Regions from separate parts of the Mus musculus genome. Here region 1 is linked to region 2. A link is a loop called in an ENCODE intact Hi-C map of the cell type or tissue named here. Cell type or tissue: gastrocnemius. All regions are shown on one strand.

Region 1 (5,000 bases), 2.0 Mb before region 2:
CTTCATCTCTGACTCTACCTTTTTGTTGCTCCATCTATCCATTTCTACCCATCTGTCTTAGTTAGGGTTTTACTGCTGTGAACAGACACCATGACCAAGTCAAGCCTTATAAAGGACAGCATTTAATTGGGGCTGGTTTACAGGTTCAGAGCTTCAGTCCATTATCATCAAGGCAGGCATGGTGCAGGAGGAGCTGAGAGTTCTACATCTTCATCTGAAGGCTGTTAGCAGACTTTCAGGCAGCTAGGATGAGAGTCTTAAAGCCTACACCCACAGTGACACACCTACTCCCACAATACCACACCCACCCCAACAAGGCCACACCTTCTAATAGTGCCACTCTCAGGGCCAAGCATATACAAGCTATCACACCATCCATCTTTCCCTTATCTGTTCAGCCATCTGTCTGTCTTCCATCTATTTTCTACCCATTCATCCATTCCACTTTTTTTTTTCTTTTGGTTTTTTGAGACAGGGTTTCTCTGTGTAGCTCTGGCTGTCCTGGAACTAACTCATTTTGTAGACCAGGCTGGCCTCGAACTCAGAAATCTGCCTGTCTCTGCCTCCCAAGTGCTGGGATTAAAGGCGTGTGCCACCACCACCTGGCCCATTCCACTTTCTATCCAACTTTCTTCTCGTTGTTTCTGTCCATCCATCTATCCATCCATCCATCCATCCATCCTTCTCTCCCTTCATCCCTTTCTTCCTCTCCTCCCTACGTCTCTATTTATCCACTCCATCCATCTGCTCGCTGACCTGTTCTCATCTCCCTCCACTTAACCACCCAGCAGCAACTCATCCTGAAGCATGTGCTATGAGTGGGGAGGAAGGCCAGCATAGGCCATCAGTGTCTATGAGAAGTTTATAGCCAATGAGCAACCAGTACATACCTACAACCAGCCATACATAGTTGTGGTTTTGGTGAGTCTAGGTCTATTTATTCAGAAGGCAAAGTGCTGGAGAAATTAGGCTCTGGTGACTCAGAAAACATGGCTGTCCCAGGGTCGCCTTTTTAATTCATAATTCTTCTGTTCTCTCTCTCTGCTAATCTGGGTGTCATGTGACTCTCCCTAGGGCAATATAAAAAAAGGCTTCTCCATTCCTGATATAGACAGCATCAGCATGCTCAGGCATAGGGAAGATATTAAGACATAGATGGAATGCTAAGGCCTAGGTTAAATGATAAGGCCTAGGTAACTGTTACCTGGTTAGCCTGCCATTATAAGAAAACTTTCTTGCCGGGTGTGGTGGGAGGCAGAGACAGGTGGATTTGTGAGTTAAGAAAACTTTCTTATATGTTGATTCTGCTGTTACTAGGAAACTTTATTATGCCCAAGTTGATTACATATTGTGTTATGTCCTGTGTCCTGGGAAACGAATCGTGATGCATGCACACACACACATTAAAGTTAGAAAGCAACTTGAGGAGTAGTTCTCTCCTCCTTCCACCATGTGGGTCCCTGAGGTCACACTCAGGTTGTTAGGCTTGTTAGCAGGCAGGCACCTTTACTCATTGAGCCATCTTGTCAGCCCAGCTAGTCATCTCTTGAAGGAACTCTTTTATATGGGATAACAGCTTGCAGATGGCTTAGTTAGAGCACAGACTGGAGTTACTTCATGTCTTAGTTACTGTTCTATTGCCGTGAAGGGACACAGTGACCAAAGGCAGCTCTTATTTTTAAAAAAACAAAAACAAAAACATTTAATTGGGGTTTTCTTAGTCGTTGAATAGTTTCAGAGGTCTAGTTCATTATCATGGTGGAGAGCATGGTTGCACATGGACAGACTTGGTGCTGGAGGGGTAACTGAGAGCTGCATCGTGAGCCATAGGCAGAGAGGAGGAGAGAGACAGATAGACACACACAGACAGAGAGACATAGACAGAGAGACAGAGACAGAGTGGAGGGAGACAGAAAGGCAGAGACAAAAGAGAGGGACAGAAGAGAGACACAGACAGACACAGACAGAGACAGAGGGAGACAGAAAGACAGACAGAAGAAAGGGACAGAAAGATAGACAGAGACAGAGAGAGACACAAAGAGGGTGAGACAGACAGATGAGAGAGACATACACAGAGAAGAGAGACATAGACAGAGACAGAAAGACAGAAAGAGAGAGGAGAGAGAGAGAGAAAGAGGGGGACTCTGAATTTGGCAAGAGCTTTTGAAACCTTAAAGCCTACAAACAAGGCCTTCTGATCCTTTTAATCATTTCAAACATGACACTTCCTGATGATTAAGCATTCAAATACGTGGAACATGGGGTCCATTCCCATTCAAACCAACACACTCTGTTTTGAGTGTAAGTGCCGAGAAATGATTCCACAGCACTGTTACACAGGTGAATGCCACCTGCTGGCACACCAGGGGGCACACACTGAGCATTTACACAGGTGAATACCACCTGCTGGCACACCAGGGGGCACACACTGAGCATTTACACAGGTGAATGCCACCTGCTGGCACACCAGGGGGCACACACTGAGCATTTACACAGGTGAATGCCACCTGCTGGCACACCAGGAGGCACACACTGAGCATTTACACAGGTGAATGCCACCTGCTGGCACACCAGGGGGCACACACTGATCACTTATTTGTTCTGTTTATGAATGCTGCTTGTGAGCCGGGCATGGTGGTGCACACCTTTAATCCCAGCACTCGGGAGGCAGAGGCAGGCGGATTTCTGAGTTCAAGACCAGCCTGGTCTACAGAGTGAGTTCCAGGACATGGACTTATCAACTAAACAAGATGGAATCCCTCACTTGGATCTCTAAAAGAGGCACCCAAGTCTAGACGGGGGCAGGCACGCTGAGTGGCTGTCACTTGGTCCCGGCCTTTTCCACAGGAATTTTGCCAGAGTGAGAACTCATCCTCTGTCCCCTGCTTCAGCATCCTCTGCCTATGACACAGCCCACTTCAAACTGACTCTTCCAGTGGCCTGTACCTACCGTGTCTGCACTTGCATCTCCTAAGACTTATTCAGTCTCCACAGACTCTCACCTATGTCCTCATGAGCTCTCTACCTCTGATTGCTGATGGCTGCAGCAGCAGGCAACTCAGGATTACTTGGCAAATCACTGTCAATGAATCTGACTTATAAATTGAGGTGAGGTGCCCATTGTTTCTGACATTGTGTGCTCAAGGCTCTTTCAGGTACTCTTAGGGTAGAGAGAGGCTGTACTGGCTAGTTTTGTGTCAACTTGACACAGCTGGAGTTATCACAGAGAAAGGAGCTTCAGTTGAGGAAATGCCTCCATGAGCTCCAACTGTAAGGCATTTTCTCACATAGTGATCAAGGGGGAAAGGCCCCTTGTGGGTGGGACCATCTCTGGGCTGGTAGTCTTGGTTCTATAAGAGAGTAAGCTGAGCAAGCCAGGGGAAGCAAGCCAGTAAAGAACATCCCTCCATGGCCTCTGCATCAGCTCCTGCCTCTGACCTGCTTGAGTTCCAGTCCTGAACTTCCTTTGGTGATGAACAGCAGTATGAAAGTATAAGCCGAATAAACCCTTTCCTCCCCAACTTGCTTCTTGGTCATGATGTTTGTGCAGGAATAGAAACCCTGACTAAGACAGAGGCCTCAAGAGACTCATGAGCCTCCTGCATCATGAAGGACACTGGACAGGGCAATGGTGGCACATGCCTTTAATCCCAGTACTTGGGAGGCAGAGGCAGGTGGATTTCTGAGTTCAAGGTCAGCCATGTCTACATAGTGAGTTCCAGGACAGCCAGGGCTACACAGAGAAACCCTGTCTTGAAAAAACTAAAAAAAAAAAAAAAAAAAAAAAATAGCAGGACACTACTAGGCCCACTCTTTTGAGAGTCTCCTGTGGGTTGTCATAGCTGCTATGCTTCGACAAGCAGCTGCTGGGTTCAGCTGGGAGCAGCTGCTGACCCACACCAGTCCTTGCAATCACCTCTGGGCTTTTCCTGGCTGTCAAGGGCTCTCTGTTTCACTTCCAGCACATCAGGTCTCTAGGACAGAGACTAGGTTGTTGTGTTTACTGAGGAGTCCTACGCTTTGGTACCTGGCATGTGTTAGTTGCATGCATCAGGAGCCTGGACAGGTGGGCTGCTGTCCAAGAACAATGACACAGTTAGAGGAGTGTCGGTGGACAGTGGCAGCTGGACCTGACTGAGATCATGGAGGACAGACACCAAGATCGGCAGAGAGAGAAAGGTGTCTGGGGTAAACTGGGGTCTTGGGCCCTACTGTTGGGGTGGATGCCCTAACCATTGGCAATATGGGACTGAAGGGGCTCGGTCCTCTTAGGTGGATAGTGTGTTTTAGGTTCCCTCATTATCCGAGGTCCTAGCTTCTTGAGTGTAACATCTGGCTCAGCTTCCTCTCTAGAGCGACAACCCATCGTCTCCCTCTCGACCTTCTGTTAATGAATTTGGCTGGCGATTCTGCAGGAACCCAGCTGGAGCTTGCTCTGTGTGTGCACAGATTTTGTGGGTGCAGAAGCAGAGGTTATAGGGAGCTCAAAGATCTTGTCACAAAGCCAGATGTCACAAAGCCAGATGGCAGTGTCAACTTCCAACCAGATGCTGAGCCATGCCCCTGCACAGGCCAGGATGGACATCGAGGTTGGCCTTGGACAGGATGCTTTCTGGCCTCTTCTGCCCTCTGCCCTCTGCCGTGGCAGCCAGCACTGACGACTTGTCTAAACATAGACAAACTGTCAGGGCGAGGGGTCATCCCTAGTTTGAAACCAGCCTGTTCAAGGCCAGCCTACGGAGAACAGAAAAACAGGTGGACACGTGGCCTCCTGATGCCCTGCCCTGAGGGTCATTCAGACAGAACTGCAGAATGCCCCATGTCAGCATGCCCCTTCCCTTCATTTGGCAGCTCTCTGGCTCGAAGGCCCCCTGTAGGGCTGCAGCCTGCGTCTTTGAGCCCCTGAACTGAACTAGCAGCCGTAGCCATAGAGACAAGGCTGCACTTTCTGCATCGGCTGGCCGCCATCAAATAGATTGGCTCTTAGGTAGTGCCTGCCT
Region 2 (5,000 bases):
CAGATGGTGGCTCACAACCATCTGTAATGAGATCTGATGCCCTCTTCTGGTGTATGTGAAGACAGCTACAGTGTACTTACATGCATAAAATAAATAAATCTTAAAAAAAAAAAAATCAGACAGGCCAGGCAGTGGTGGCACACACCTTTACTGCCAGCATTTGGGAGCAGAGACAGTCGGATCTCTTGTGAGTTCAAGGCCAGCCTAGTCTACAGAGTGAGTTCCAAGGCAACTGGGGCTACACAGAGAAAGCCTGTCTCAAAGAACCAAAAACCAAACCAAACCAAAAAACAGTCTAGAGAGGAAAAAGTAAGGACTCTAATTAGATCCAGTAAGGACAAATGTCTTCAAGTAAGGATTGGTCAAGCTCATCTTCTCTCTCGAGTCGATGTCTTCCATCCACTGGGCCAGCCAGGCACTCACTCCCAGTCTGCATGCCAGACACAGTGGTGTCTTACACACACACACACACACACACACACACACACACACCGTCTTACCTGACCCCTCAGCATCCTCAGCATCTTCCCTGGAGATTGCTGTCACTACACCTGTTTAAGGATGAGAGCTGAGGGGGCTGAGAGGCGGCAGGGACTCCTGAGGCTGTGGGTCTGCCTAGCTCCGTGCCTGGCTGCAATGTCCTCCACCTCCAGAGCGGATGCTCTTAACTTTACCCTGGGACACCTTGCCACTCACTATGCAAATGACTTACAAGGCAAAGGAGGAGGACAGGAAAACTGGCTAAACCTGGGTGTTACCAAAACTTTGGCCACAATCCACTTTCTGGAGGCCTAGGGTGGTGATGGTGCACGCCTTTAATTCCAGCACTTGAGAGGCAGAAACAGGCTAATCTCTGAATTCTAGGCCAGCCTGGTCCACAGAGCTAGTTCTAGGGTAGCTTTGGCTACAAAGGGAAACCCTGTCTTGAAAAACCAAAATGAGCCGGGCGGTGGTGGCGCATGCATTTAATCCCAGCACTTGGGATGCAGGGGCAGGCAGATTTCTGAGTTTGAGGCTAGCCTTGTCTCTCTCTCTCTCTCTCTCTCTCTCTCTCTCTATATATATATATATATATATATATATATATATATAAAACTTAAATTTTTTTAAATTAATATTTTGCATATATAATTTGCATTTTATGATGTGTCTATTTTTTAACTTTTCTTAAATTTTTTTTTGTTTTTGTTTTTCTCCTCTTTAAGTGTGTCTATAGGATCTGTGGTGAGAGAGAGAATACTAGAGAGAAGGGTGTGGAGGGAGAGAGAAGATACCATAGCTGGGGTGAGAGGAACACCTGTAGTAGTGTCTGTGGTGTTTAGCACTGCATATGCCTGAACTTCGAGCTCTTTGGGAATCTCTTATCTCTGCTCCCATCTCACCATAGGCATGCTGGGATTGCAGGTGCATGCTACTGCATCAGATTTTGTTTTTGTTTTTTTTTGTTTTTTTTTTGAGACAGTTTCTGTCTAGTAGGCTTGGCTATCCTGAAATTTGTTATACTGATCAGGCTGGCCTCAAACTCATGGAAATTCAACTGCCTCTGCCTCTAAGTGAGGGGAATGAATGCGCCCGTCACTCCCCTCAAGACCACATTAATCTTCCTTAAAGGGAGTGACACAGTGACACAAGACTGAAGGGTGAATGAGATGACTTATTTTTTAAATGTTATGTCATTTATGGTACATAGAAATTACTGCACTGCAATTAAAATGTAGTGTCAATTTGATATTGTAACTACAGAGAACACAATCTAATCACGGTAAGAGACTACACTTCTGGCTACACTATCACAGGCAATCATAACCGTATATCTATGAAAATCAAACAGCGGTCCCAACAAAACCGACTTGTCTAGTCGCATTTGGACTCCAGGTTACCCACAAACCCGGCACTAAGTCCAGTTTTCCAGTCCTTCTATTTTCTAGAAAGACTGCCTCATCTCCCAACTTCTAAGCAACCGTTTTACATTCCGCTAAAAGGATGCTTTCAGAACCACAACTGTTTAACTCAGAAAGTAAGATAGGCGGCCCAGCGTCCCTCTCGAACGCGGTTTAAGCCGCCGTCCCGCAGGGGCGGGGAGCCACCGTGTGAGCGCTCAGAGCCGACGGCCAATGTCTTGAGATTTCAGATGCGATCCGACAAACGAACGAACGAACGAACGAACGAATGAGCGAGTGAATGAACGAAATGACACAACTCCTCAAACTCCAGCAGAACCCGCTGCCTAGCCCCGGGTACCTGCGGCGCCGCCCCGCAGGCCCCGGGGACCCTCAGCCCTTCTCCGGCCCCACTCACTCTTCATCCTGAACGCGGATGACGCCGTCAGCCCCTGGACGGCCCCGGACCGAAAAGAAAAGAGGAGACTGTGGTACCGGCCTTCTCCCTTCCAGAGGTGGCTTCCGGCTCGAGGACCTTCGCGGTGGTCCCTGGCTGGGGAGCGTTAGGATCCGGCCGCCATATTGTATTCCTGTCGCCTTAGCAACCGCCAGACCCTTAGGAGGGAGGGGCGTTCCGGAGACATGCGTATACGCATGCGCAAAGGAGAGGGTTTAAAAACCGCTGGCCCGTTCACGCATGCGCGGTGCAGCCTGCCGCCTCGGTTCGGTCGCTACGCAACCTCTCGCCGCTTTAAATTTAAGTATAATTTCTTACCTAGTGAGTAGGCGACCTTGGTGGGACTGACTCTTCCCAGCTCTCCCGAGAATGTAACGATGTTGAACCAGACGAGAACAATTTCCTTGAGCTTTAACTGCCTGTAACACTAGTTGGAGCCTGTTCTTGACAACACCTACAGTTGAGCATCAAAGCAGCCTGATAGCTACTGCTGTGTAATTTGTAAGTTTTACTGCTTAATTCAACAAACATTTACTTTGCTAAAAGTAGTGTTGCACGCATTGGAGATATAATGAAAAGCGACCTAGACGAGATCCCTAAATTCTTGTTACTGTAAAGTGAGGTTGAAAAATTCTCACCCCATGCATTTAAATTCAAAAAGAAAAAAAGGGGAAAAAAAAGTCATGTGGGTTGTCTAAAAATAAACTGCATTTAAATTCAATAAAGAAAGAAAGAAAAAGAAAAATCCTTACCCAAGTGGTCGCAGTGAAGACTAAATGAGATGTCCCTGGTGCCCCACCCAATTCCTAGGGGCTTTTGCCTAAGGCTTGACAGGGTCTGTCACACTGCAAGTGCTTAATAAATGTTTGTCCAAAAGCCAGGGGAATCAGCACCTGTCACCTCTGTATCATTCTTATCTGTCTAGGGGCAAGCCTGATTTTAAGCATTGAGGATTCAGGACAAACTTTACCCTTTGACCCAGTTAAACAGGCAGATGGGAGAAGTGTTTTTGCTGACTTGGGCAATAGAAACCATATATCCTGTTGTTGGAGTCCCAAGATGATAAAGAGCTTTGTCAGGGGCACCTCCTGGTGGATCACTGAACCCAGACACCAGCCCATGGCTTCTGACTCCCTGTGTTTCTGTGCCCAGAAGAAGTTGGGCGCAAAGGGTTTCAACGTGTACATATTTTATGGAGGGTGTGTTTCAAACTGGCCCCTGGAACAACTGATGTGTTTTAGCAAATTAGAAGTAACATCTGGGGCTGGCGAGATGACTCAGTGGTTAAGAGCACCAACTGATCTTCCAAAGGTCCTGAGTTCAAACCCCAGCAACCACATGGTGGCTCACAACCATCCATAACGAAATCTGATGCCCTCTTCTGGAGTATCTGAGGACAGCTACAGTGTACTTACTGTAATATAATAAGTAAATAAATACATAATAAATAAACAAATAAATAAATAGAAAAATAGAAGTAACATCTGAAAAGCCCTTCTGTTTGTCTATTTTTCTTTCTTTTTTTTTTTTTGTCTAACAGTTTTCATATGCACACATTGGGAGTGAAACATTTAAATTATTTTCATTTCCCTATTTGTTTTCTGTTTCTCCATCTCACCCCAAGCCCAGAATTCACAAGCAGGACTTCGGTTTCTCTATGGAAAATGTTCTGCCTTCCTGTGACTGTGTGTTCCAGAGCTCTATGTCAAAATTTAAAAATGTGAAGAGGAAGATAAAAGCTAGAACTCAGTGACTGAGCTCGATCACCAGCCGCTGCAGAGGGGAGAGGAAGGACAAGCTTAGAGTCATGGAGCCTTAGTGAAGAAGGCCAGGAGAATCAACTCAGGCGTCTGGAAAAAGCAAGAGACACAGAGAAAAGGGGGTTGTCACACATTCCTGCTATTAGTCCCAGCACTGTGGCTTGGGGCTATGGGTGGAGGCAGGCCGATCTCTGCGAGTTCAAGGCCAGCCTGGGTTACATAGTTCCAGCTACATAGACTTTGGAAAATGCTTTTATCCTTTGCCACTCCAGCTTTCCTGTCAGGTGACTCTTTCCACCAGATCTTTTGATACAGAAGCAGGGGGACACCACCACTGCCCCTGCTGCAAACTGTCTTTCTTAAATCGTAGGCTATGTGATAACTTTGGGATAGACTCACATTCTGTGAGTCTATCCCAAATGTGATATCTTTGGGATATGTGAGTCTATCCCAATGTGATAACTTTGGGATAGACTCACAGAAGCACAGGGGGCATGACATTGAATATTTCACTGGCCATAAAAGAGGAGTGTGGCCTTCCAATTGCTTCTAATTCTCTTCTAGAATTCCCCAGTTATTGGTGTGGTGGGGGCAGAGGCAAAAATGGGGTCACACACGAAAGGAGATCTCATCACTTCCCAGGAGTCACCATGGATGATGGACGTCCAAAGTGAGGGAGACAAACCCCTGGGGCTGCCGGGAGAGGGATCCAGCACAGGATGGGGAAGGCTGGGAAGATGAGCTGGGCAGCAGGCATAGAGAACAGCCAACCCAGACTGTAGCAAGAAGCCCTTGAAGGCATCTCCGGCTAAGAGCCAACAAACAGACAAAAACAGCACAGCTGCTCTCTGGTCTCGTGCATTTGACCGTCCAAAAAAAGGAACTCAACGAAATCCACTCAGG

Evidence for each region. Peaks named below come from ENCODE experiments on the same cell type or tissue, not always from the same donor. Only the 100,000 strongest peaks of a DNase experiment are listed, where the experiment ranks them.
Region 1: it touches region 2 in a loop (4-fold over the local background); 1 of 42 quality-filtered maps calls a loop at or near these places.

What each region holds. Positions count from the first base shown.
Region 1 is chr12:108,845,767-108,850,766 of GRCm38, forward strand. It overlaps a transcript of Slc25a47 not described here. Among named protein-coding and RNA genes, the nearest start is that of Slc25a47, 2.9 kb to the right of the region's middle. In gastrocnemius, a CTCF peak has its summit at 2,499 (motif pointing left); a DNase peak (open chromatin) is centred at 4,868; H3K27ac peaks cover 200 bases.
Region 2 is chr12:110,838,448-110,843,447 of GRCm38, forward strand. Mok (MOK protein kinase) reads right to left here and starts at 2,492. Exons shown (of 12, transcript NM_011973.2): 1 at 2,299-2,492. The coding sequence starts at 2,305. 4921507G05Rik (RIKEN cDNA 4921507G05 gene) reads left to right here and starts at 2,582. Exons shown (of 2, transcript NR_152102.1): 1 at 2,582-2,838; 2 at 3,962-5,000. In gastrocnemius, no CTCF peak of the experiment used is centred here; a DNase peak (open chromatin) is centred at 2,537; H3K4me3 peaks cover 1,407 bases; H3K27ac peaks cover 862 bases.